Regions from separate parts of the Homo sapiens genome. Here region 1 is linked to region 2. Evidence: read pairs that join two places in POLR2A ChIA-PET (ENCODE). Cell type or tissue: endothelial cell of umbilical vein. All regions are shown on one strand. Each heading gives the region's core, and the rest is flanking DNA. Links, peaks and the distances in the headings are about the cores only. Region 1 overlaps FRMD5 (FERM domain containing 5). Region 2 overlaps SPG11 (SPG11 vesicle trafficking associated, spatacsin).

Region 1 (17,318 bases), core at 4,811-9,810, 550 kb before region 2:
AATTTTTGAGACAAAAACTTCAGGGTTGGGCTGCCAAGTCCACATGCTTTCTTTCATGGTTTGCCAGCACAAAGAGTTACTAGGGGAAAATGTTCATTAAATGAGAAAGGTTACGTCATACTGAAGGACTATGCACTTACAGATAGATGGCTTGCCTTTGCCCAGTATTCAAGGATCAGAGTAGCTGTCGTTTTTTCCTTTACTGCAGAATTATTATTTTAAGTAAATGAAAGGTTGATTTATATCTGCATTACATTTATCATCTTGCTAGAGTACAGAGTAAGGTTCAGAATACAATATTCAGATACAGGGAGTGCCTAGATGTGGAGAAGTTCCCGGTTTACAGATAATCTCCAACAGAAAAAGACTAACACCTTGCCTTCCCACCAGTTCATAGGACCCAAAGAAGCATTATCTCTTGCTTCAAAACCCAGCCACTTATCAGTTATGCAAATGAACCTCCTGGTTCTCTCATCCTCTACAGAGCAATCTAATTAAACAGCAACATCTGCAAACCCAGAATGCTGACAAAATGTGGCAGATCTGGTCAGAAAAGAAAAAACCTACCAAAACTACCCATAATATTTGACCAAGAGAACTGAGCAATCTAGTGGGAATTATACCACTGAAGTGTTTTACTAAGAAACCATCAGAGTCCTTATAAGGTAGTTAATATTTATATATACGAATAATGTATTTCTTCATTATACCCTGAAACAGGCCATAGGGATGCAGCAATGGCATTGTGGAAACTACCATTTCTGGCAAATGAAGACTTGGAGGTTGGGCGCAGTGGTTCACAACTGTAATCCCAGCACTTTGGGAGGCCGAGGCAGGTGGATCACCTGAGGTTAGCAGTTCAAGACCAGCCTGGCCAACATGCGAAACCCTGTCTCTACTAAAAATACAAAAAATTAGCCAGGCATGTTGGCATGCACATGTAGTCCCAGCTACTTGGGAGGCCAAGGCAGGAGAATTGCTTGAACCCGGGAGGTGGAGGCTGCAGTGAGCCGAGATTACACCACTGCACTCCAACCTGGGCAAAATAGTGAGACTCCATCTCAAAAACAAAACAAAAAAAAAATGAAGACTTGGGTTCGAGTCTAGCTACTACAATTTTATAAATAGAGTGGCCTTGGATAATAAGAGATAATAATAATAACTGTTGTAGTTCACATAATTTTTTTTTTTTTGAGACAGGGTCTCACTCGGTTTTGCAGGTTGGAATGCAGTGATAAGCCTCCCGAGTAGCTAGGACTACAGGTGCTTGCCACCACACTGGGCTAATTTTTTGTAGAAACAGGTTTTTACCATGTTGCAGGCTTGTCTTGAACTCCTGGGCTCAAGTGATCTGCCCACCTCAGCCTCCCAAAGTGCTGAGATTAAAAGCATGAACTGGCCGGGTGCGGTGGCTCACACCTGTAATCCTAGCACTTTGGGAGGCTGAGGCAGGCAGATCACGAGGTCAGGAGATCAAGACCATCCTGGCTAACACGGTGAAACCCCGTCTCTACTAAAAATACAAAAAATTAGCCGGGCCTGGTGGTGGGCGCCTGTAGTCTCAGCTACTGGGGAGGCTGAGGCAGGAGAATGGTGTGAACCCGGGAGGTGGAGGTTGTAGTGAGCCAAGATAGCGCCACTGCAGTCTGGCCTGGGTGAAAAAGCGAGACTCTGTCTCAGAAAAAAAAAAACAAAAACCATGTACCATGGCACCCGACCTCTGATAGAATTTTTGAGATCAAATGAGATCATGTATCTGCCAGTATTTTGTAAACGGTTAAGGCCTTTCAAATTTTATTTTTTATTATTGTGATTACATTTAACTATTTATTTAGTACATTAGTCACTATGGATTTTAAACACAGTACACTGTGTACACTGATAAATCAGTTGCCATGTATTGAGCTGATTTTGGGCAAGTCATTGATCTAATAGCATTAATCCCCAAATATTTCTTTTTTTTTTTTTTTTGAGACTGGCTCTGTGGCCCAGCCTGGAGTGCATGGTGCGATCTCGGCTCACTGCAAGCTCCGTCTCCCGGGTTCACGCCATTCTCCTGACTCAGCCTCCCAAGTAGCTGAGACTACAGGCGCCCGCCACCATGCCCAGCTAAATTTTTTTTTGTATTTTTAGTAGAAACAGGGTTTCACCATGTTAGCCAGGATGGTCTCGATCTCCTAACCTCGTGATCCGCCCGCCTCATCCTCCCAAAGTGCTGGGATTACAAGTGTGAGCCACCGCACCTGATCAAACATGGCTTTCAAACCCTGCTGCAGTCCCACTGCACAAGAGCTAATTTTTTATATTAGCCTAAGTCCCACTGCCTAGGAAAGGCTAAATGTTTATCCTTTTTTGCTTATAAGGAAAGAGAAAATGGAACTCTGCACATCTATATTAGCATTTAAATCAATATTTTATCTGAGAATATGTTAGGCAGCAGGATTATTTAAGTTAATGTTATCTACTTGAAATATTTGTTCAAAGCACAGGCTGGCATCAAAGTATTTAATATGGTTTAGATCAAGGGATTAGACTGTGACTTAATGCAAATAAACTTCAAAAAGCACTTTTGACGAAAGTTAATATAAATGGAATACATAAACATAAACTATCATTCTTCCTCAAAGGAACAGTTAAGCAGTATACACCAATCTGTTTGTTTCATGCCTCAGTGGGATTTAGGTATTCTAAAAAGGGAGGGGTAACTCCTTTAGTAAAGTGTCGAGCTACTCTTAATGGCTGTCTGCATAAAGTGATGAGAAAAATTTGATTAAGTTTGGGCATGTGAGTAATTAATTCTCAGCAAGGAAATCTGATAGGGGCCTTTGCAAATAGAACACTGAAAAAAAGTATCACTTTGGGGGCATAATCATTAAAAATGTCCTGTCACTAAGTTCTCAATCTATTCACTTGTTTAATTCTCAGTCCACAGGCACAGGTCTGTGGCTGCACCCCTAAGAATTCTAGTCTGACTCAAGGAGTGAGACAAAGTGTACAGGGCAGGAGGAGAAAGCCCTGGCTTCCATGGCCCTAATCCTTTCTTTTTCCATTCTTCTTTATCATCTGGTCAAATAGAGACTTTTGCCCTGTAAATCCCAAGCCAGCACTGTCTCCTTGTCCTCCATGTTTTGGTCTTACTGACCTAGGCAGTTTATTTCCAGAGAAATAATTTTTGGCATATTAAAATAGCTAAGAGGGAGAGAGATGGCTAACAGTCGATGTGGGTATACATTTCTTTTCTTTTCTTTTTTTTTTAGATAGAGTCTCACTCTGTCACCCAGGCTGGAGTGCAGTGGCTGATCTCAGTTCACTGAAACCTCTGCCTCCTGGGTTCAAGCGATTCTCCTGCCCTAGCCTCCCAAGTAGCTGGGACTATAGGCATACACCACTACATCCGGCTAATTTTTGTATTTTTAGTAGAGACGGAGTTTTGCCATGTTAGCCAGACTGGTCTTGAACTCCTGACCTCGGTGATCCACCCACTTCGGCCTCCAAAAGTTCTGGGATTACAGATGTGAGCCATCATGCCTGGCTGATGTGGGCATATATTTCTAATGCATTTATGATTGCCTGTTTTCTGCAGACCATATTTCACCCAATTTTGTAAATCCTAGAGTTTATATTTTTATTAGCACAGCTAGTACATACAGTGACTATCTATTAAATGCTTACTGATGATGATCTAACACCATCATCCAAGATGCCCTGGAAAATAATATCAAAGAAGGGTTTTTAATAATCAGAAAGGCTAGTCAAAATATCTTTGGCATCCTGTTAAAAAAAAAAAAAGAAAGGGCCAGGCACGGTGCCTCACACCTGTAACCTCAACACTTTGCAAGGCCGAGGCTGGTGGATCACCTCAGATCCGGAGTTCGAGACCAGCCTGGCCAACATGGTGAAACCCCATCTCTACTAAAAATACAAAAAATTTGCTGGGTGTGGTGGTGGGCACCTGTAATCCCAGCTACTTGGGAGGCTGAGGCAGGACAATCGCCTGAACCCGGGAAGCGGAGGTTGCAGTGAGCTGAGATTGACCCATTGCATTCCAGCCTGGGCAATGAGAGCAAGAGTCTGTCTCAAAAAAAAAAAAAAAAAAAAAAAAGGAAAAGAAAAGAAAAGAAAAAAGAAAGAAAGAAAAAAAAGAACAAGCACTAAAATCCTTGGCACGGTGTCTAATACCAAACATTTCCCACTTAATTTTTCTGTTCTCTAAATGTTGTATTTGTTATCATTATGAGCAGATATGCATCTTTTGAGTGCAAGAAATCTATTTCTGTAATATTTTCCAGAACACCTAGCACTGAACCAGGCAAATGAGACTGCAAAATATTTATTTATAAAGAAATAAAATAAATATATGTTTTCTTTGAATGAAACAAATTATCTATATACGAATCCTTATCTCTATTAGAGTCCTTTAACCAACCAACATATGAGGTAAATACATTCAGTATATGGTATGATATCATATCATATCTTTTTTTTTTCTTTTTCTGAGACAGGGTTTTGCTCTGTTGCCCAGGTTGGAGTGCAGTGGTGCGATCTTGGCTCACCATTTCATAATATATCTTAATAAGACCACTTTACATCTGCTTAATGCTGCTTGTTCATAAAGTGGTTTCAGCTTTGTTATCACGTTTGCTCTTCCCTCACCCCAGTATTGTAGCAGCATAGGTCTGTTGTCCTCAATTTACAGATGAGAAATTGAGACACTGAGAAGTTATATATCTTCATTTGTTCAACAGCTAGGCACTTTTCTAGGTGCCAGATTTACAGTGATGAACAAGACAGAGTTCCTGCTCCTAGGATGCTTACTCAGTAGTGTGTTTGTAAATTTTTAAAAACTAGCTCCTCAAATGTGGGTCACCATGAATGTATGAATTAGTATATTTTTTAACAACTAAGACAAAAGTAAAGCAAAAAACTGTACGTTGGAGCTTTATTAATTTATTAATCATATGAGTGACTTCTTTGCTAAATCAATGAATAATTTTCCCATACTGGAAGAATATTTCTCAATCTTTTGTGCTATTCACAAGTAATAGCTATAGAGAATGAATTATTAACATTTTCTTCATCACTTTCTTGAGTCTAGACAATCAACAAAACAATAAATCAAGCCCTGATTTGTAGTGTTTGTTGATTTCAGTGGTGTAAGTACTTCTATCACAGGTAATTTCAAGCTATCAACATGAAATCACTGAACTCAGAGTTGGCGAAAAAATGCAGTGGTACACCATTACATAAGATTTCCATCATTTAGATATAATAGATACAAATATCTCAAGAGAATAGATAACCATAAAATGATTAGCTTTGTGTATTTATTTTGTTTTTAATATAACTTGGCCTGGTGCAGTGGCTCACACCTATAATCCCAGCACTTTAGGAGGCCAAGGCAGCTCATTTGAGTCCAAGAGTTTGAGACCAGCCTGAGCAACATGGCTAAACCCAGTCTCTACAAAAAAATACAAAAATTAGCCAGGTGTGATGGTGTGCATCTGTGGTCCCATCTACTCGGGAGGCTGAGATGGGAGGATTGCCTGAGCCTGGGAGGCAGATGTTGCAGTGAGCTGAGATTGCAACACTGCACACCAGCCTGGGCAAGACCCTGTCTCAAATATACATATATATGTAAGTTTTTAGTTCATATAGTTTAATTTTTAATAATTTCTGTGCCTTAAAACCAGCTCATAAAAGGTAACTAACTCAGCATGGGAGGAAATATTTGCAATGCATATAGCTGATAAGGGATTAATATATATAACATATAAGGAACACCTACAACTCAATAACCCAAAAGGCCAAACAATTTTATTTTAAAAATAGGCAAAGGGCTTGAACATTTTCCCAAAGAAGATATACAAATTGCCAGCCAGTGAGCACATGAAAAGATGATCAACATTACCAATCATTAGGGAAATGCAAATCAAAACCACAATAAAGTACTACTTTGCATCTACTAGGATGGCTATTACTAAAAAAAGAGAAAGAATAACAAATGTTGCTGAAGATGTGGAGAAACTAGAACTCTTATATATGTAAAATGATACAGCTGCTATGTAAAATGTTATGGTCGCTCCTCAAAAATTAAACATGGAATTACCATACAATCCAGCAATTCCACTTCTCGGTATATATTCAAAAGAATTGAAAACCAAGATTCAAACAGGTATTTGTACACCACTATTCAGAGAAGCATTCTTCACAATAGCCAAAAGGTGGAAACAACCCAAATATCCATCAACAAATACACAAAATGTAGTATGTAAATACAATGGAATAGTATTTAGCCTTAAAAGGAATAAAATTCTGGTACATGCTACAAGATAGACGAACCTTGAAAACATTATGCTAAGTGAAATAAGCCAGACACAAAAGGAAAAATAATGAATAATATCTACTTACATGAGGTACACTCAGTAAATTCATAGGGACAGAAAGTAGAAGAGTGGTTACTTGGGTCTGTGAGGAGGGAGTAATAGTTTCTGTTTGGGATGATTAAAAAGCTCTGAAAATGGATAATAGTGATGGCTTCATGACCATGTGTATGTACTTTAAAAATAGCTAAAACTATAAAGTTTATGTTATGTATATTTTAATATAATACAAAAGAGGGCAGGCGGCTGGGTGCAGTTGCTCATGCGTGTAATCCAGCACTTTGGCAGGATGAGATTGGGGGATCACTTGAGGCCAGGAGTTTGAGACCAGCCTGGCCAACATGGTGAAACACCATCTCTACTAAAAAAAAAAAACATACGAAAATTAGTTGGGCGTGGTGGCATGTACCTGTAATCTCAGCTACTCGGGAGGCTGAGACAGGAGAATCACTTGAACCTCGGAGGCAGAGGTTGCAGTGAGCTGAGATTGCACCACTGTACTCCAGCCTGGGCAACAGAGCAAGACTCTGTCCCCACTCCACCAGAAAAAAAAAAAAAAAAAAAAAAAGAGGGCAGGTAATCATGAATATTCTTACACTTGAATAATTTTAAAAGAAAAAAAGCTCATGAGATTGCCAAAAATTTAACAATCGTATTTTGTGGGCCAGGATAGGCTGGTTCCAGGATTCCAGTGAGCTTACTTTCCTTCTAATGGAGAGGAAGAAAGAGACTTGCTCAGGGACACATGTGAAATGGAAGAGCCAGCCCTGACTCTAGACCATCTGAGTAGTCTAGCACTATTTCCACAGCTGCATACCGTTTTTCATATAGTCAAGTAACTATCAGATTAATGTTACAAAGTTTTGGGTTATATGCATTTGTTACAGAATGGCTTCAGGTAGATCAGAAAAATGACCCTGGAGGTTAAGAACATGGTGATTTGGAAAAAAGCAATGGGGCAAATTTGAAGGAGAAGAAATGTTGGGGAGAGGAGTGAGAGGAGCTCAGAGGTCCAGTAGCTTATCTGTTAGATATGTATTTATGCAAAAATAGGGGCAAGGGGACACAAAAAGCCCCAGTCTTTGGGCCACACCAGTTATGTACACTCCTGGGTTGAGGTCAGGGGTCTACAAGAGACGTTCTTGCCCCTGAAATGTAGTTACCATCTAGATGATACCTGAAGACACTCCCATTTCCCCTCAATTTCCCCAGGTCCCCCAGTATCTCCCCATCTGGAGGTTGTTACAGGAATTGCTTGCAAATGAGGCAGTGAGAGTTATAACCTGACATAGGAGTCCTAAGCTATAATGTTGAAATAACATTTTACTCAGAGGAAATGACATGTACAAAGGCTCAGAGGCCAGACAAGTAAGCCAAGGGGCTGTGGACAGAAAACAGGGAGGTGGCAATAGGCAGAACATTACAAAGCACCTTGAGCTTAATAATACGGAACTTTCTTTGTGGGAAAGAGCCTGTTTTAGTACAAAACCTTTTCATTTATTTCTTTTAAAGAAATAAGCTCCTCTCAACTTAAACGTCTAGACTTAAAAACTGTAGAGTGTATTTTTAAAGCCTCTTTTAAAGTAAATTGGACTTGTTTGCAGTCCATACACATTCCCACCAGTGATCCTCCAGTAGTCTAAAAACAAAATTACAAGAATTGGCAAACACTAAAGTCTTCAGTAATATAAAATTTACAGTATTTGAATGTCACTTTTTACTATATTAAAATGGATCATTTTAAAGCTCAGGTTATTAACTGATTATAAATTATGGAACATTAATGCTTTCAGGACACAAGGGCAGTACTTTGTGAATTTCTGAGAATCAGCATGATATCAAGAAAGAAGATAACCTTTCTTTACCTTCCTAGGTCTCGTTTTCCATATCTAGTGGCTGGCCTAACAAGACCTGCCTTGCAAGGTTGTTGGATGTGAAGGATATGAAGTATATGTAGCACCTAGCAATAAATAAGCACTCAGTAAATTGTGACTGCTATTACCATTGTGAACATAAATGAAATTTTAATTCAATAAACATTTGTTAAGTGTTACAATGTACAGTTGGAATCTAGGTTTCTTTCATCTTTTGTTTTACATTATTAATATTTTAATCATAGAGAAAAGTACAGAAAATAAACACCAGATGTGTGGCAGATCATTTGTTTTAACTCCCTATGATTTTTTTTTTTATGATTTTCGACTGTATGAAAATATCACAATTTGTCCATCCCCCTCATAATATTGGCACTAAACATGTCTCCTGGGAGAATTTCTTTAAGATATATATTAAGAAGTGGAATTGCTGAGTCACAGGGTATGATAACCTTCACAACACCAGAGTGTTCTCCAGAGTGGCATATCATTTTCTTTTGTACCTAGCATTGTGCATTTTAGGTGCATTCTCATTTAGCAAAACTACATGTCAGGCATTTTAATTTTTGCCAACATTACAGGTTTGAAATGGTATCTCATCTTTTAACTTATATTTCCCTAATTGCTAATAAAGTTATCATTTCATACGTTTTTTCCTATTACAGGTTACCCTTAAGTAAACTTCCTGTTCATTTCTTTTGATCATTTCTTAAATTGGGGAATTGGTTCATTTTTTAAAAATTGATTTGTGGAATTTTAAAAACATATTCTGGCTCTGAATTCTTTGCCAGTAAAATAAAATACGAATATCTTCTCAAAGTCTGTTATTTTTATCTTTGTTTATAGTAAGCATGGGTTTTCTCATCCATAAAATGTAAATAAAAACATCTACTTCATGTGATAAAATACCTGAAAGCTCTTAGTCAAGTGTCAGGCACAGATTATACATTCAGTAAAAGTGAGTTTCCTCCATTTGCCCTCAACCTACATCCTCACTCAATTCATAAGTGAGTAATAGGGGAATGGTTTATAGGTATGAGATCTGGAGAGTAACAGATTTGCTTTTAAATCTCAACTTTACCAAACTAGCTGTATGAATTTGGCCCACCTAGCTCAAGCTCTTTCAGCCTCAACTTCCTCATTTGTAGAAGTGGGGTAGTAATACTTAACTCACAGTGGTATTGTGAGGAATAGAGTTTAATCCAGTGGCTGGCCAACAGAAAGTTCTCAACATATGGTAGCTGCTACCACCATCACCATTATTAGGGGGGATACAAATATATACAAATAACTATAATATAGAACAAAATATCATTAAAACTCCCTATGAAAAAAATAATTAAATGCTATTGGAATGTAGACATGGGAAGAGGTAACGTCTAGCTAGGGGTTAAGAGAGAGTGAATGGAGGCTTCATAGAGGAAATGCCATTTAAATGGACATTAAAGGAAGTTAGATATTGATAAGAAGGATATTCTAGCAAACAAAAGAGATGCATGGGAGAATGTACACACACACATATATATACACACACACAAATATATGTAATTATATGTATTATATCTAATATCTTATACATCTATGCAGTCTGCCAAAGTATAGGAACAACTGAGTAAGTCAACATCAGAAGCAAGTCTTCATTTTTCAGGTTATTAGGGTACTCTATGCATTAAATGGTAACTCATAATTTAATTAGTATTCTAAGTATAAATGTGAAATGCTGTTGACTTTGGAATAAAATTTGGTACAGTAGGATCTGTGGAAGAATTAGAGCTGGGAGTGTTAAGAAAATAGGGAGTATTAAATATGAATAGTATACAGAAAGCCAACAGATATGGATGCCCACTGAATGACAGGTGAGGAGCCTACCACTCTTGAGAGCCAGGCTTGGTGGCTGCTCACTTACCGCCTTTCTGGGAATCAGCAACATATGATTTTCTTTGTTAAACAGGATAAGTTCTGAAACCTGATCCAGGAAAATCACACCTTTTCTCATTCACTTTACTTATACAGGCTCTGGCAATTATGGTCAGCCTAATTTCCTTCCACCCTCCTTAATTCCTTTTTTTGGTGGGGCAGGGTGGGGCAGAGTCTCACTCTGTCACCCAGGCTAGAGTGCAGTGGCACCATCTCAGCTCTCTGCAACATCTGCCTCCTGGGTTCAAGTGATTCTCGTGTCTCAGCCTCCTGAGTAGCTGGGACTACAGGCATGTACCACCAAGCCTGGCTCATTGTTTTTGTATTTTTGGTAGAGACAGGGTTTCGCCATGTTGGCCAGGCTGGTCTCAAACTGCTGACCTCAAGTGATCCACCCGCCTTGGCCTCCCAAAGTGCTGGGATTGCAGGCATGAACCCCCACATCTGGCCTCTCTCTTTCTTGATAGAAACAAATTTCATTCAGTATGTTTTGTCTTAAGCAAAAAGTTCCACTCATTACCCTCTTCTGTCATACCTATTCTACGATTTAAAATAGCATTTGACTGTATTAAAATACACTAGATTAACTATTACTGTATTTCTCATGTTCTATCTAGTTTTTTTCCCTTTCCACATTTATAGCACATGAACAATTACTTTAAAAGTGATTTGGCCCTACATTGTTGCTTTTCTTCACAGCTTATTATTTATTTACTCAAGAGAACTGAACTACGAATCTGTTATCAGATTCAGTTGCAAGCCCTGTCTATCACAATAAAGTATCCGAAGTTAGGACTATTATTTTTTCTTAGCAAACCCAAGGTTTGAGCATGATGAAATGATTTTTCTCAAACAGAAAATGGTGGGCAGTTCTATATACAAACCAGAAATATATCAGCAGGGAAATTCCAACCACTCAAATCCAGAGGAATCCTAAGCATTTCTAAAGGAAAAAGCTACTATATTTTTCTTTTTCCAAAATTTATTCTGCTCATGGTGATTACCATGTGTGCACAGATTAGCTAAAATGATCACTGTGGGATCAACAGTTCTTTCTTCATTGTCTACCAGTTCTTTTGCTTGCCTCTGGCGTAAGTAAATAAACAGGTGTATTCACCACTAAATAAATCTTACATGTTTACAAATTCCTAAAATACAATGCAATAAAAAATAGCAAGAAGAATCTGTGGTGTTTGTTGGAATCTGAGCTATATCGCTTGCATCCACACAAATAAAGACAGAAAGGATCCCATGGTTGTTCACAAACTGTGGACAATGACCCTGGGATCACAACCCAGAATTAACCCACCACTGAATAGGGTTAGTACCTTCTTCTCTATATTACGTCCCTATAACAATGTCACAATCTTAAAATAAGACTTTCTATCCTTTAATTACTAATTTTCACCTGGATATGCTGTATGCATAGCATTTATTTCCATAACGATGGTCACTTCTTTCTCCAGAGCAAAAAACAAACACAACAACAACAAAAACAAAAAAAACCCAAAAAAACTAGAGGTTAGAATATTTTCCATATTTAGTTCCTCTTGTTATGTAACATGGAATATTTGGAAAGAATTAAGTCAGCTTTGCTGCAGTAACAACCCCAAATCTTCATGTTTATAAGGACAAAATTTTCTCACTACAGTGCAGTTTGGATTCAGGTCAGGGGCAGCTTGGTTTCTGTTACATGACTCTTATTCTGCGACCCTTGCAGAAGCAACAGCCCTGATTTTGGTCATGCCACTTTCACGGCAGAAGGAATAAAGAGGGCTGGTGGAAACCTGTGCTGACTTTCTTTTCTAGTTTTTTTTTTTGTTTTTTTTTTTTTTTCCGAGACAGAGTCTCGCTCTGTTGCCCGGGCTGGAGTGCAGTGGTGCCATCTCAGCTCACTGCAACCTCTGCCTCCTGAGCGATTCTCTTGCCTCAGCCTCCCGAGTAGCTGGGACTACACGTGCGTGCCAACACAACCAGCTAATTTTTCATATTTTTAGTAGGGACAGGGTTTCACTGTGTTAGCCAGAATGGTCTCTATCTCCTGACCTCATGATCTGCCCTCCTCGGCCTCCCAAAGTGCTGGGATTACAGGCATGAGCCACCGCGCCCGGCCCTGTGCTGACTTTCAAAACTTCTGCCCAGATGTGGTCTATATCATATCTGTTCACACGTCACTGGCCAAAGAAAGTCACACATTTAAGCCTAACATCAATGGGGCAAGGATGTGTACTCCTCTCATAGGAGGTGTTGCATATCACACGGAAAAGGAAGGGAGAATGAACAAGCAGAGAAAAATATAATCTATGACATGCAGGAAAACAGTAGTTTATAAGCGAAAAGTCATCTTAAAGACTTTTCCAAAATACTTTTTCTCCCTTTTCTATATCAACCAACATGCCCATACAAAAGGGAGTGTAGAGGAGATATTCCATCCAACTATAACTGCCATGCTAGGTCTATGGCAAGAGAAGGATATAATGTAGGAAAAAGTCCTTCCAGACTTCCAGACTATGCGAGATGGAAGTGCAGCAAAGCAACACTGATTTCCTCAGCCTGGAGATAAATCAGTTTGTTAAATAAGTGAGGATAAAATCAAAGGCCAAGTGCCCACTCCTTCTTCATGTTTGGGAGTCTAGAGAAGATCAACTCTCAGGCAGCCTCCACCACAACATGGTGCACAGAAACAGTGACTCAGCGTTGTAGCAGGTCTGGTAGAGAAGTGTCTGAGGTTCAGGTTTCCTGAGCCCCCATAGTTCCCATAAGGCACAGATACTGAGAGATTATAAGAGGATGAACTGGATGGCAGACACACCAGAGGCTCAGGGGGGTGCAACCAGAAGTCAGGGGGAGGCCCAGGTAGCCAGAGTGCTACTGGGTTCTGAGCAAGCAGCCTACAGCCACATATTTCAGCCCTAAATGACAGCAGAACAAGCAGCACTAAAGTGGATGAGGGACCTTGCCCCTGAGACCAGGAGACACCTATGGCCATCATTTATGACACTACCCCAAGGGACTGTCTGAATTACTGGATCAGTTTAAGCTTTAAACTAGACTGGATATTTAGGTAATTTTTCTCTCCTGGTCTCAGGATAAAGGCTGTAAAGACATTGACAAAGAAGTGACATTTTCTCTGAGGAAGGCTCAAAGAAATAGACTAAACCATTTCTATTTTATTTACCACTACATCCACTGCTTTAACAGTGCCTGACATAAGTAGGTATTCAACAAATATTTGCCAAATGAAGGAATGAATAAGAGGCCATAGTGAGAGGAAACTGATCAACTAGCAAAGCTATGATAGAAATACCAGGCAGGCTGAATTGAAAAAACAATGCCAGTTCCATTTTGGCACCAAGCCAAAAAAGTCCCCACTTCACTCCTAAAACAAGTTTGTAACCTTTATGGAATGGCTCCTGCCACCATATTTAACTTACATTTGGTTCACTGTTTAAAGCCCTTCGGATAACACTGCTGCATCCTTTTGCTTCAAGGAAAAAAAAAAACCAGAACCACAAATAGCTGTGCAGGATTTCGACCTTGCAGTCACAATAAGAAAGCAGCAATAGGAACCAGAATGGGTGATGTCTGAACCAATAAACTAACTCTGGTGTTTAGCAGCAACTTTATTTTACCTGCCCCAGGATAATTTCAGTGTTAAAGCTATTAAACCTATAGGTATTCTAGTGGCTAGGATTAGTAAACAGAACATAACAGGGAACAGTACAGAGAAAATATGGTAACTAAAATACAAGCTTATACAGGATTGAGGTGGAGACACAGGCTGACATATGCTGACATGGTAACTAAAACACAAGGCTATATAGGATTGAGGTGCAGACATATTCAATCACTGTACTTTCCACAGTAAATTTGTTTCTCAACACTCTAGCAATAACATTAAAATTACCTATCAGGCTTTAAAACAGAACAGATGCTTAGAGATTCCGATTCAGTAGGTCTGGGGTGGAGCATACGCAATGCTAATTTTTAGTAACGTCTCAGGTGATTCTGATGCATGGCCACAGCATTCTGCAAGTGAGAACACCTGAAGAACATCATCAGTAAACACTGAAAGAACTTATGAATGAAAAGCCTCTTTGAATTATATATTTTTTGAGTATGGACTATGTTTTATTCATTTTTGTACTCTAGCCTCCAATGTTTCTGGTAATTAAAGAATAAGTGAACAAACAAATCACAAATTCTCTGCCTTGGTAGCCTGATGCTCTCAAAGAGACTGGAACATGGGAAACAAAAAAGTTGACAGCTGATGTTGTAAATCTGTACTTCCTGGAACAGAATTCCTGGCATAACTTTAGGCAGACTAAATGGGAATGAACATGTGTGATCATTACAACACTGATTTTTTTTTTTTACAAAATTAATTTTTGTTGAACTGGGGTGAGGGGTGAGGGAAGGAGGGGAAATTGGTGCTCTAATAAGATTTACGTATCCAAATCCCATACCCAGAGTCAGATTATGAAGAGCAGAATCACAAAGCCACTCCATTTATAAATCCTGATTCTGCCCTCTACTGTTTGTTTATTTTTGTATTTACTTCTCCTTGAGCAACAGTATAATGTACAACTGAAAATACTTAGTGTTACTGACAAGATTTATAATTCAGCACTACTTTATGTGTTAATGACTTCAAAGCCCTGGATGAATAAAGCGAACAGGGATTGACTCAGTGAAACTTCTAGCTTCCTGTAAACTTCATTCATTCTCAAGCTTAATGGAAACAAAACCCTATGCTAGGAAAAAGCAAGTATGTTTCCCTTTCTGAGTCTCCCTAGTTAAACACTATAATCAATGGCAACTCCACCTTGTAGCAAAGCTCAGTGATACCATGGATCCCATTACAATCCCCAAAAAGGAGAAGGTGAAGGAGGAGGAAGATGGAAGTTTGGCATGGTTTGACTCTGTCTCCACAAAATCTGCAGTCTTTCTGTCACCCTCACACTTGAAGTTACGTGGAAAGGAAGAAGAGGGAAGTGCTGGATGAGAGAAACTTAAGAGTGCAAAGTCTGAAAAAGATAGGAGAGAGAATAATGGTCTGAACTAAATAGGCAGAAGAAATCTATTCTCTATTAAAACAACAAGAATTTGCCGAAGCAGGTTTTCCAAAAGAGACCAGAAAAAGAAAAAAAAAAAGAAGCCCTAAAGTGATGCAGGAGGAGTGTCAGTCAGTCTGACTGGGTCTCCTAGTCAAAAGCTCTGGCCAAGTGACTAGATACTCACATGCTCTACAACCCTAGTGAGGAGTGCTTTGGGCTCCCACCTGCCTGGATGGATGGGTGCTGCACACTCAGCTACCTGCTTGGGTGATAAAAATAATTAGAATAGTGGTGTAGATGAAGGTTGAAGTCCTTGAAAAGTGCAAGAATATAAAGTTCTGCCCAGGGCCCCTCTTCCACAGGGGAGAAAAAAAAGCCACACACAACTGGATATTACAGTTATCCCATCATTTCTCTATGAAAATATAAAAACAAAATTAATGTTTGTCTTAGTCCATTTGGGCTTCTGTAACAAAATACCATAACCTGGGTGGCTTATAAACAACAGAAATTTATTTCTCATAGTTCTGGAGGCTGAGAATCTAAGATTAAGGTGCCAGCCATTCATGGTGTCTGGTAAGGGCCCTCTTCTTGGTTCATAGATGGTGCCTTCTTAATATGTCCTTACATGGTGGAAGGGGAGAAATCTGGTATCTTCAACCCCTTATAAGGTCATTAATCCCAATCATGAGTACTCTATCCTCATGACCTAACCACCTCCCGAAGGCCCCATCTTCTAATACCATCACACTGGGGATTAGGTTTCAACATATGAATTTTGCAGGGTACAAACATGTTCAGTCCATGGCAATGTTAACCCCTTTTGGTCCTATTTCACGTAGTCCAGTATTTGGTGGCTATTTTCATGATATTCCCCAATCATCTTATCCTTACATCTGCCTTAACTTTAAGATTACTTGAACGTTAGAGAAACTAAAAATGGGGACATCTTTCATTTTTATCAAATGATTATTCTGCTCCAACTCTATAGATTATAGATGCAAATCTTTATGGATCAGGTCCCTTGAGAGCTATTTTAAAATTCAAGCAGGGTAGAAAATAATTCCTGCAAGTCTACAGTACCCAAAACAGCATAGTACTGGTACTAAAACAGGCACATAGACCAATGGAACAGAATAGAGAGCCCAGGAATAAGGCTGCACATCTATGACCATCTGATCTTCAACAAAGCTGACAAAAACAAGCAACGGGGAAAAAGACTCCCTATTCAATAAATGGTGGTGGGAAAACTGTCTATCCATATGCAGAAGATAGAAACTGGACCCCTTCCTTACATTATATACAAAAATCAACTCAAGATGGATAAAGACTTAACTGTAAAACCCAAAACTATGAAAACCCTGGAAGACAACCTAGGCAATACCATCCTGGACATAGGAACAAGCAAAGATTTCATGACAAAGATGCCAAAAGCAATTGCTATGAAAGCAAAAATTGACAAGTGGGATCTAATTAAACTGAAGAGCTTCTGCAGACACAGCAAAAGAAACTGTCCACAGAGTAAACAGACAACCTACAGAATGGAGAAAATATTTTCAAACTATGCATCTGACAAAGGTGTAATATCCAGCATCCATAAGGAACTTAAATTTACAAGAAAAAACAAACAACCCCATTAAAAAGTGGGCAAAGGACACAAACAGACACTTCTCAAAAGAAGACATACATGCAGCCAACAAGCATATGGAAAAAAAGCTCAATATCACTCATCATTAGAGAAATGCAAATCAGAACCACAAGGAGATACCATCTCACACCAGTCAGAAAGGCTATTATTAAAAAGTCAAAATATAACAGATACTTGTGAGGTTGTGGAGAAAAGGGAACACTTATACACTGTTGGTGGGAGTGTAAATTAGTTCAACCATTGTGGAAAGCAGTATGGCAATTCCTCGCTACAAAGAGCTCAACAGCAGAGCTACCATTGGACCCAGCAATCCCATTACTGGGTATATACCCAGAGGAAGATAAATCATTTTGCCATAAAGACACATGCATGTGGATGTTTACTGCAGCATTATTCACAACAGCAGAGACAAGGAATCAACCTAAATGCCCATCAATGACAG
Region 2 (5,000 bases), core at 1-5,000:
GCTGGAGTGCAATGGGCGCGATCTTGGCTCACTGCAACCTCCGCCTCCCGGGTTCAAGTGATCCACCTGCTTCAGCCTCCCAAGTAGTTGGGATTACAGGTGCATGCCGCCACACCTGGCTATTTTTTTTTTGTATTTTAGTAGAGACAGGATTGCACCATGTTGCCCAGGCTGGTGTTGAACTCCTGAGCTCAGGCAATCCACCTACCTTGGCCTCCCAAAGTGCTAGGATTACAGGCATGAGCCACTGTGCCGGGCCACCTACCTCAAGATTCTAATAGCCCATCTCATGGGCTCTTGTCCTTTGCTGTAAGAATTTTATCGAGGGCCGGGCATGGTGGCTCACACCTGTAATCCCAGCACTTTGGGAGGCCAACGTGGGCAGTTCACCAGGTCAGGAGTTCAAGACCAGCCTGGCCAACATAGTCAAACCCCATCTCTATTAAAAATACAAAAAATTAGCCGGGTGTGGTGGCAGGTGCTTGTAATCCCAGCTACTTGGGAGGCTGAGGCGGGAGAATCACTTGAACCTGGGAGGCGGAGGTTGCAGGGAGCTGAGATCGTGCCACTGCACTCCAGCCTGGGGACAGAGCGAGACTCTGTCTCAAAAAAAAAAAAAAAAAAGGAATTTTACCTAGCTAGCAGCACTGTTCTGGTAGTGTGGCTGTGACCTCACTCACCCCAGGGCTGAGACTCAATCAATTTCAGTTGGATGCGGGCAGCTGCCTCGTGGTTCTCGCCAATCTCCCGGCACATGCTGAAGCACAGGGCAATCATATTGTGCTTTTCACTGTCTCCAGGACGGCAGCGTTTGATGTAGTCCAGCAGGGCTGTTTTCAGGGTACCACTCTGCCCAGAATAAAAGGGAAAAAGCAAGGTGTCAGTCAGGGACTGCAAGGCAGACAGGACTAGCTGAGTCACCTTGTTCTGCATTCCTTAAAAACTCCCAAGAAGAAGAGGAGCAAAAATGAGAATAAATACAAGTTTTATGCTGTCCCAAGTATGAGGAAACAGGCATGTGTGCTTTCCTGTTGGAAGTGTGAAAGGCAAAACTTTTTCTAAAGGGAGAAACCTTAAAAATACACCCGCATAAGCTGATCTAACAATTCCATTTCTAGGAATCTGTCCCTAAAGAGATAAGCAGAGAAAAGTGCTAAGATGAATGTAACAGGGATATTTAATAGCAAACAATGAGAAACAATCCAGATGTCCAAAATAAGGGGAAGAGAATACCATGTAGCCATTAAAACTTATGTAGGAGGATGATTTGTTGATTTGGGAAATAGTCATGATATACTTTGTTAAGTGAGAAAAGCAGGATATTTCATCTCTTCACTGTATAAGTTTTATTAAAATAATTATATATAGATGTTTTCAGGTACATGTGCAAAGAAGGCCTATACCAAATTGTTAGTGACTGTCTCCAGATGGATAGACACTGAGGGCTTTTTCTGTGTTGTTCTGTTTTCCAAGTGTCTTACCTGGAATATGCATTACTTTTGTAATCAGGAAAAAGTTATTAAAATATTTAAATGCAGAAGGAAAACTGCCTCAAAAACAGTTTTAAAAACCCTTGGGGGATCTTGAAGATGCACCTATGTCCAGGACTTGCTCCTCACTTGATGACTAGATTGGTCTGTCCTGAAATTGGCCCAATATTAAAGAGAGATTTTTTTCTGCTTTCTCTCTTAATCCTGCCTGGCTGGGCCCATGTTCCCAGAAGCCAAAGGTGAAATGAGCAGAAGCAATGAATCATCCAAATGTTCTGGAAACAGGTACTGTGAGGAGTATGCTCGGTGTCACAGAGGACACTGAGGACACACGGGCTTGCAGAGCCCAAGACTTAAACAAGTCAGGCCTTTGCTTCCAAGCCGCCTTCCTGTTCATCATCATAAATGGCTCCACAGCTTTTTGGTCTAAACTTTTGTGTTTGATTCCCAACCTGGCTCTTAGCAGCACAATTTTTCACAGTCTCCTGAAAACTCTCCACTCTAAAAGCCCTCAAACAACCTCAGAGCTAGACAATCCACTTTCAGCCTGGCTCAGGGTTTTTGCCCCTGCCAGAGAAGGCATTTAAGACAGTAGAGGCAGGAGACAGAGGCTGAGGTGGAGGAGGACAAACTTATTTTCTTCAGTATTTAGCATCGGCTGGGCACGGTGGCTCATGCCTGTAATCCCAGCATTTTGGGAGGCTGAGATGGGTGGATCACCTGAGGTCGGGAGTTCAAGACTAGCCTGACCAACATGGATAAACCCCATCTCTACTAAAAACAAAAATTAGCCGGGCGTGGTGGTGCATGCCTGTAATCCCAGCTACTTGGGAGGCTGAGACAGGAGAATCACTTGAACCTGGGGGGCGGATGTTGCGCCGAGATCACGCCATTTGCACTCCAGCCTGAGAAACGAGCGAAACTCCGTCTCAAAAAAAAAAAAAAGAAAAAGAAAAAAAAAATATATGGCATCAGCATATTCACGGACTGATCTGAACCAGAATCTGAAGCCACTGGTGACAGTGTATGTCTTGGGGAGGTCCCTAATTCCTTCCCTCCATTTTCCCAAGAGTCTACCCTGACTGAGATTATTCCTGAGAAAAGCTGAGGCTCCTGAATTATCAGCAGTACACCCCATCCTGGAGCTCATTACTTTGCACCTACCGGATCCAACTTCTTCCTCATTAGCACTTCAAAGTAGTGCTTTTTATGCAGCAAATCAAATATGTATGTCATCTCGTTGTACCTTCCAATGCCAGTGAGGAGCCGTACCTGTGAAGTGGGAGGACAGCTCGCATCAGCATCACCTGGAGTCTGGAGTTCTCTGAGCCAGACAACTACCATCAGTGGTTGCTTTCAGATGCCAAGCTCCAGGAGGAGAAGGGCTAATTTCCAGGCTACCATGCTTAGCTCCCTCCCATGTACCCAACAGGGGGCCTCTGGAGGATTCAGAAATGTCAGTCACTGGGCCACCACTGGCTGTTCTTTTTTTTTTTTTTTTGAGATGGAGTCTTGCTCTGTCACCCAGGCTGGAGTGTAGTGGCACGACCTCGGCTCACTGCAACCTCCGCCTCCCGGGTTCAAGCAATTCTCCTGCCTCAGCCTCCCAAGTAGCTGGGATTATAGGCATGTGCCACCATGCCTGGCTAATTTTTGTAGAGACAGGGTTTCACCATGTTAGTCAGGGTGGTCTCCAACTCCTGACCTCAGGCAATCCGCCTGCCTCGGCCTCCCAAAGTGCTGGGATTACAGGCGTGAGCCACCATGAACGGCTTTGCTGTCCTTAAATGTGACTCTCAAGTGCTAAAGTGCCATTCTCCTGGGCAGGCACTCTTCCTCTTTTCACCACTACTCATGACAGTGGCCCAGTAGCTTGCTCAGCCACTCAGGTCAGTTTCAAGCCCAGAGAATTTAGGGAGGCACATGGGAACTGAGTTGCCGACTTACTTCAATTCAGAGATGGGGGGAAGGTCCAAACCTTGTTTTGGGGAAAAATGCAGCTGTCTTAGCCCTCTATCTAGAAAAGTTAACTGCCCTGACTAGGGGGTGGGATGGCCCTGGAACCTGGGAGGGATCTTCTCCCTTTCGCTCCTTTGGAGCAACCTCTGATTCTGACAGAAATGATAACTTGGAGCAGAGGGTTGGGCTGCCCAGCCAACTCTCAAGTAGGTAGTGGTATCCAGATGGGCAGAACCCCCTACGACTACATCAGCTCTGGGCTGGCTCCCACCCTTTCTACTACTCTCAAAGGTTTCCACAGGATGGAGACTGGGGTTGAGGGGGCTACTTACCACCAGCCCATACTCCTCACTGGGGGCCAGGTGGTTATCTGTGAGCATGTGGGCGGCCTGTAGGACTCGGATGATGCCCTCCATGTGGCACGTCAGGGTGAAGCAATGATGGGCCAGGATCAGGAGCTCTGTGGCTGGGAGGGTGGGCACTGGTAAGATAAGATTATGAACCCTGGCTGCCCACTGTCAACCTCTGCCTGGCAGGAGGGAAAAAGGGCCTGGTGGAGAAGGGGCCTGTCTGGAGAGGGCCGTCCCATCAGCCCTCCGAAGTCCCTGAACTTAGCAGCTGTAGCTTTGAGACAGCCCCTTGATGACATCCAAATCATTCTCTCAGTCATGGCACAATCCTCAAAGACAATCATGTAGTGACTGTTTCCCCAAAAGGCCCCCAAAATGAGAACACAGCACCCTCGCCTTCTAAACATGGAGAAACTTTCTGCAGACAAACTGATGGAGTTCCTGCCAACATGAATCCAAGGGCATTCTCTGCTTGTATCCCAGCAAAAGGTCTCAGGGCCTAATCAAGTGCCATTTGGTGTTCTGGCTTTCTAGAGTAGTGAAAGTCTGACATGTACAGATTTAAAAATACTACAATCACTGTAAGCACAATGAAAAGGCAAACTGGGAAAAACACCTGCAATGTGAGGACTGAAGAAGGTTCTCCATCCTTAAAACATGCTGTAGCCTCTGGGCTTTTGCATCTGCAGGGCCCTCTCCAGTCCTACTGACTCCTAAGCATCCCTGACAATGAATCCTTCAGGCCTTCGTTTGGACATTTCGTCCAGAACTCTATCTTGACCCCATCATTCTGGCTCTTACTGTGTATTAAGACCCTAGTCTGAGCTCCAGGAATTGCTTATACACCATATCCTAGATGCTTATAGTGTCTGGCACAAAGTTGGCACTCAGTAAATACTGTTGAACTGGACCGAGAAGAGATAGAGAAGGCTATTTTTATTTAAATTTCTTTTCTTTTTTTTTTTTTTTTTTTGAGATGGAGGCTTGCTCTGTTGCCCAGGCTGGAGTGCAGCGGCGCCATCTCCACTCACTGCGAGCTCCACCTCCCGGGTTCAGGCCATTCTCCTGCTTCAGCCTCCCGAGTAGCTGGGACTACAGGCACCTGCAACCATGCCCGGCTAATTTTTTGTATTTTTAGTAGAGACGGGGTTTCACCGTGTTAGCCAGGATGATCTCGATCTCCTGACCTCATGATCCACCC

The links. Peaks named below come from ENCODE experiments on the same cell type or tissue, not always from the same donor. Only the 100,000 strongest peaks of a DNase experiment are listed, where the experiment ranks them.
Region 1: POLR2A ChIA-PET joins it to region 2 with 6 read pairs; 3 of 35 experiments call an interaction of 5 or more read pairs at or near these places.

What each region holds. Positions count from the first base shown.
Region 1 is chr15:44,015,660-44,032,977 of GRCh38, forward strand. All of the region lies in intron 1 of FRMD5 (FERM domain containing 5), which reads right to left. Among named protein-coding and RNA genes, the nearest start is that of FRMD5, 170 kb to the right of the region's middle. RefSeq lists a silencer at 5,476-5,690. In endothelial cell of umbilical vein, for the core only: a CTCF peak has its summit at 7,638; a DNase peak (open chromatin) is centred at 7,722; H3K27ac peaks cover 1,385 bases.
Region 2 is chr15:44,566,744-44,571,743 of GRCh38, forward strand. It overlaps SPG11 (SPG11 vesicle trafficking associated, spatacsin), which reads right to left. Exons shown (of 40, transcript NM_025137.4): 34 at 3,782-3,915; 35 at 2,655-2,762; 36 at 681-849. Among named protein-coding and RNA genes, the nearest start is that of EIF3J, 32 kb to the left of the region's middle. In endothelial cell of umbilical vein, for the core only: no CTCF peak of the experiment used is centred there; no DNase peak of the experiment used is centred there.